Linked DNA regions of Homo sapiens: region 1 is linked to region 2. A link is a loop called in an ENCODE intact Hi-C map of the cell type or tissue named here. Cell type or tissue: ascending aorta. All regions are shown on one strand. Each heading gives the region's core, and the rest is flanking DNA. Links, peaks and the distances in the headings are about the cores only.

Region 1 (2,905 bases), core at 211-2,710, 57 kb after region 2:
AATCCAGCCTCCTTCTGCCCCTCACACTCACCTTGGCCTTGGCCTTGGCCTAGACCCCCCAATTCAAGCCCCAAGGTCTAGCTCCTCTGGCAACCCCACACTCCAGCCCCACCCCCACCAGGATCTGTCCTCAGGGCCCGCCTCAATTCCTTTCCCCATTTCTTGGGCCCCTAGTTCCTGACCTCTGGCCCCTCATTGTCACTCCTGTCCCAGTCTCTTCCCAGCCAGTGCCATCATTAACAACGAGGTCCATCCAAATGCCCAGCTGGTGAGTGGGCAGGATGAACAGCTCCAGCCCATCCTGCTTGAGAGCCTCGTCCAGGTTCATGTCTTGTTTATGCACTCCCTTGGCCAGGATCTTAGCTGCTGTGTGGTTCTGGCCCAGAACCAGGCACAGGAGCACAGAGGTATCTACCTGAGAGTCACAGAGCCTCACAACTAAAGTTTTTCCTAGGATGGAACAGAGATAAACATAGGAGAAATGACAAAGAGGTGATGCTGGGACTGGGTGGTTATCTCAGGTTTCTGTTCCTTGGGACTAAAAGGCCAAGAGGCCTAGGCAGGGGCTCAGGAAAAATTCATTCATGTATTAATCCATGTATGGGGAGCCTAAACATGGAGATAAGTAAGACATGTCCCTGCCTTCAGGGTGCTTACAACCTTATAGGCACAGACAAAAAATACAGTGTGGTGAGAGGGCTATGACAAAGAGAACCCCTGGGTTCTGGAAGCTGCCTAGCACAGGCTGGGGGATGCAGTGGGGCAGCAGAGGACCTGAGATACCTGCCAAAGAAGAAGGGCCTGTGGCAGACTCACCCAGGCTGTTCTCAAATTTGTTGGGTTGTTCCCCATGGATGTGGTCTTGCAGCCCAGGGAACTAGGGGTGAGGAGTGCTGGCACCCCTCGGTAGAGCCCAGACCAGTTTCTCCTGCCCTCACCAATTTCAGGCTCCCATTCCCAGATCCCAGCCAGACCCGCTGGTCGTCCTGACACCCTCACCGTTCACACACACACACATGCCCCTCATCTGACAACTTTGACCTTCACTACCCTCTGCTTTCTCCTTCATTCCCTCTGGAGAGAGAATTCCCTCTGAACACTCCTGCAGTTCCCCCCTGCTTCCCAACAGCTCCCTCACCTGGCAGCCCAGGTACTGCTTTGTCGCCTCCTGGATCAGCCCATCTGCCAGCATTTTAAGGTCCTTGGAGAAGCTGACATTGCACTTAGACCCGTTCTTTTCCTGGAGCAGCAGCTGGAATAGTGGTGCCTCCTGCTGGCAGCATTGGCCACTGCCAGAAACAGGGCCTGTAATGAGGACCCACCATGGGCCCAGAGAGGGAGCAGTAGGTGAGAACTCAGGGAAGAGGTGGGGACCCCAGGGAGGCCAAGAATGAAGATAAGCAGCAGCTTGCACCCAGTGGAGTTGTAGAGCTGGCCTGCCATGAGGAGAGAGGGGACAGATTGGGGATAAGCAGGAGGGAGGCCAGAGGCAAAGGAAGACATAACCCCAAATGATTCTTAGAGTCCCCCAGTTGTATCCTGCCACACTGCCCCCCACCCCAAACGCAAACTCTTTGGCCCCCTTCTCCCAACTCCCAACTTCTCTTAGAGGGCCTTGGGGCTAAAGAGGTTAACAAGACTGCCAAGTGATCCCGGCAAGATAATTATAGGATTTAGAAGGTGGTGTGGGAGAGGACAGTAATTACAGTGACATCCTCTCTGGAGCTGCAGGATTTGTGGGCAGAGGACTGGAAGGGGTCCACTCTACTAACACACCACCCCCTAGCCCAGAATAGCCTCCCCACTCCCCCAGAGGCACATGCAGGGAGAGCAGGAGAGCCGGGGAGTAAGCCTCTCCCCTCTGCTACATCTCAACGAGATGTAGCCCCTCCCCTCCTTAGAAAGCCCTGCAGTGCCAAAGAATGAGTCCACTGACCCTCAAAATAGAAACTTTAGGAGAAAAAAGGAAGAAGAGATAGGATTAGGGATCCTCCCTAGGGAGGGGAGAAAAATAGCTACTCCCCACTGAGCCTAGCTCTGATAGACAAGGCAGTTTGGGTGTGGAGGTGGCCATTGTGGTGAAGGTGCAGGGTGGCGGGAGTCCCCCCTTACAGGGTTCCCTTACAATGGTTCCCCTGTTCTGGCAGCAGCACTTCTGATCATGGTCCAGGCAACTCTGGCCTCAGACCCCGGTGACAGGCTCCAGGGAGCTGCAGCTCTTCCTGAGGATATAGCAGACCATCTACCCAAGCACCTCTCTCTCTAGCAGGTCTTGAAACCTCATACCCTCCCCCGGAACACAGCCTCCTTCTCTCCCGGCAGCTCATACATTTTAAGCCTAAATGCCTCCCTTAGGCTGCGACCCACATTTGCTATGAACCAGTCAGGACCTTGAAGAAGGCGGGCCTGAAGGTTGCCTGGGTAACTCTGGGAGAGGGGCACCCTTGGCAGGAAGACAGTTGCCAGGGAGACTAGGACAGTGGGCGGGGCCCCAAACCTAAGCATGTACTAGGATAAGGAAAGATCTAATGTCCAGATCCCCCCGAACTTATTTTCCGTAAAGCCACCAGTGCCCCATTTTTAGGGAGTCTGGGGCAGCTGGAGTTCTGAAGCTCCTAAAAGAAACCTCCCAGGGGTTAATTCCTGAAACTCAGGGGATCCCAACAGGACCAAACCTGAGGGAACTCAAGGAAATAGGCAAGATCTGGGAGGCGCTGGGGAAAGGACAAGGCTTAATGCATTATGATATGGAACTTTTCGAACTAAAATTCTAAAATGAAAATGTACAACGTATGCAAAAATAAAACCCTTAAGCCGTGCTTTCAGTTCCACCTCCGAGGAGCTGATATTCCAGATTCTACCATCAGATGGCAGTCTTGTCCACTTATTGGATTAAGTTTAGTCT
Region 2 (2,905 bases), core at 211-2,710:
CAAACAACTGCACTCCAGCCTGGGCCACAGAGTGAGACTCTGCCTGAGAAGAGAAGAGAAGAGAAATTAATCTATACTGACAGAGAGCAGATCAGCGGTTACCTGAAGATGGGGATGAAAGAGGGGCGAATGGATTACAAAGAAACACAAGGAAACTGATATAGTTTGGATGTTTGTCCCCTCCAAATCTCATGTTGAAATGTAATCCTCAATGTCAGAGGTGGGGCCTGGTGGGATGTGTTTGGCTCCTGAGGTCCCAACCCCTCATCAGTGGCTCAGTGCCAACCCCTTGGTGATGAGTGAGTTCTCGCTCTGGCAGTTCACGCAAGGTCTCTCTTGCTCCCTCTCTTGCCATGTGATACACTGCTCCCCTTCGTCTTCCACCATGATTGTAAGCTCCCTGAGACCCTCACCAGAGGCCAAGCAGATACTGGTGCCATGCTTCCTGTGCAGTCTGCAGAACTATGAACCAATTAAACTTTTTTTCTTTATAAATCAACCAGCCTTAGGTATTTCTTAACAGCAATGCAAAAGCCTAACACATAGACATGTTCATTATCTCGACTGTGGTAATGGTTTCCCAGGTATATACTGTGTCAAAAATAATCTATATACTGTAAATATGTAAACCTTCTTATATATATTATACCTCAAAGAAACTGTAAATAAATAAATAGGGTATTAGGTTACAAATCAGTGAATAAAATAGGAATCTATGCATCAATAATAATATGAACACATAAAAGACACATAAAACCAAATATTGCTGGTGGACGTGTAAATGGGTACAATCACTTTGGAAACCCATTTGCTATTATCTACTAAATCCAATACATTGTTAAGAAGGGGGGGAAGCAAGGTATACAAGAGTGTGTACAATATACTACTATTTGTAAAAGAAAAGGGAATATGTATATGTATATATGTACATGGATCTAAACACGTGGTGTGTGTGTTCCCTGCTCGTTCACAGGTCATCTCTGGAAGGATTCACAAGAAATTGGCAATATGGCATTTAGTGCCTCCAGAGAGGAGATCTGAGTGGTTGGGTCACAGGAGTAGAAGAGAGAATTTTCCCTGTAATCTCTTTAGTATCTTTTTAATTTTGTACTAAGTGAATGTACTGCCTCTTCCAAAAAAAGTTGTTTAATAATGTTTTGTAAAAAGAATTCTTCTCAGCCAGGCGCAGTGGCTCCCAACTGTAATCCCAGCACTTTGGGAAGTCGAGGTGGGTGGATCACCTGAGCCCAGGAGTTCAAGACCAACCTGGGCAACAGGGTGAAACCCTGTCTCTACAAATTACAGAAAAAAAAAAATTGCTGGGCATGGTGGTATGCACTTGTAGTCCCAGAAAATCAGGAGGCTGGTGTAAGAGGATCACTTGAGCCTAGGGACATTGAGGTTGCAGTGAGCCCAGACTGCTGCCACTGCACCCCAGCCTGGGCAGCAGAGACCCTGTCTCAAAAAAAGGAAAGAAGGAAAGAAGGGAGGAAGGGAGGGAGGGAGGGAAGGATCTCTAAAAAGTGGCTATTCTCTGACCTCACTTCCCCCTATTTGTCCAACTTACCCCATTCCCCACAGAACTAAACTTCTCACCCTTTCCAGGAGAGGGCATGCTGTCTCTGTCCTGTACACCTACTTTTTCCTCTGCCAAGAGCACCCTTCCCTTCCTATGGCCCCTCTGAAGTGCCTGACCTGAGGACGAAATGAGGCCAGGATATGTCCCATGAGTCAACTCTGTCCCCAGCATTCACCACTACCAACCCACCCCCAACGCCCTGCCAGCCCCCGACACTCCCCCGCCATGAGTCTGTCATCTGAAACATATCCCCTTACCCCTTCCCACTCCCTCTGAGATGACTCAGCAGCCCCTGCCCCCCTTCAGCTGGGCACAGTGCCCCAGAACTCAGGAACATGGGTACCACCTGTCCCTCCGCCCACATAAAAGTCATTGAAGAGCTTGTGGGGCTGTGGGACCTGCGCCCTCTGGAGGAATTCCATACACCCACTCAACTCTGGCAAATAGGAAATTGTCAAGTAGGAGACAAGGAGCAAAGTCCTATCACAGCGGGAGGGGACGCCAGCGCCTGCAGAGGCTGAGCAGGGAAAAAGCCAGTGCCCCAGCGGAAGCACAGCTCAGAGCTGGTCTGCCATGGACATCCTGGTCCCACTCCTGCAGCTGCTGGTGCTGCTTCTTACCCTGCCCCTGCACCTCATGGCTCTGCTGGGCTGCTGGCAGCCCCTGTGCAAAAGCTACTTCCCCTACCTGATGGCCGTGCTGACTCCCAAGAGCAACCGCAAGATGGAGAGCAAGAAACGGGAGCTCTTCAGCCAGATAAAGGGGCTTACAGGAGCCTCCGGGAAAGTGGCCCTACTGGAGCTGGGCTGCGGAACCGGAGCCAACTTTCAGTTCTACCCACCGGGCTGCAGGGTCACCTGCCTAGACCCAAATCCCCACTTTGAGAAGTTCCTGACAAAGAGCATGGCTGAGAACAGGCACCTCCAATATGAGCGGTTTGTGGTGGCTCCTGGAGAGGACATGAGACAGCTGGCTGATGGCTCCATGGATGTGGTGGTCTGCACTCTGGTGCTGTGCTCTGTGCAGAGCCCAAGGAAGGTCCTGCAGGAGGTCCGGAGAGTACTGAGACCGGTAAGCAGGGTGGGAAGGGGATGGGTGTGGGGCAGGCAAACGCAGCATCAGCCGCCCCAGGGTTCGGCCCCCAGAATGGGGCGTCTGAGGTAGTAAGTAGCACATTAGACACCCCATCCACCTCTACCTGCTGGTGAATAGGAGACATGACCAGTGCCATGACGGGGCACAATTGGGTGCTGTGGAAGCAACAGGAGGATCACCTACCACCATGGGACAGGGAGGGGAGTGGGGAGGACACCTAAGGAACTGAGG

What was found. A loop is a pair of places that touch in the nucleus more often than their neighbours do. Peaks named below come from ENCODE experiments on the same cell type or tissue, not always from the same donor. Only the 100,000 strongest peaks of a DNase experiment are listed, where the experiment ranks them.
Region 1: it touches region 2 in a loop (8-fold over the local background); 44 of 110 quality-filtered maps call a loop at or near these places.

The regions. Positions count from the first base shown.
Region 1 is chr12:55,736,109-55,739,013 of GRCh38, forward strand. No RefSeq gene overlaps it. Among named protein-coding and RNA genes, the nearest start is that of GDF11, 5.6 kb to the right of the region's middle. RefSeq lists an enhancer at 2,078-2,397. In ascending aorta, for the core only: a CTCF peak has its summit at 1,271 (motif pointing left); DNase peaks (open chromatin) are centred at 1,273, 1,803 and 2,443; H3K4me3 peaks cover 1,004 bases; H3K27ac peaks cover 1,605 bases.
Region 2 is chr12:55,679,603-55,682,507 of GRCh38, forward strand. It overlaps TMT1B (thiol methyltransferase 1B), which reads left to right and starts at 2,134. Exons shown (of 2, transcript NM_152637.3): 1 at 2,134-2,650. The coding sequence starts at 2,153. RefSeq lists an enhancer at 1,793-2,468. In ascending aorta, for the core only: CTCF peaks have their summits at 1,595 (motif pointing right) and 2,058; DNase peaks (open chromatin) are centred at 289 and 1,959; H3K4me3 peaks cover 810 bases; H3K27ac peaks cover 1,056 bases.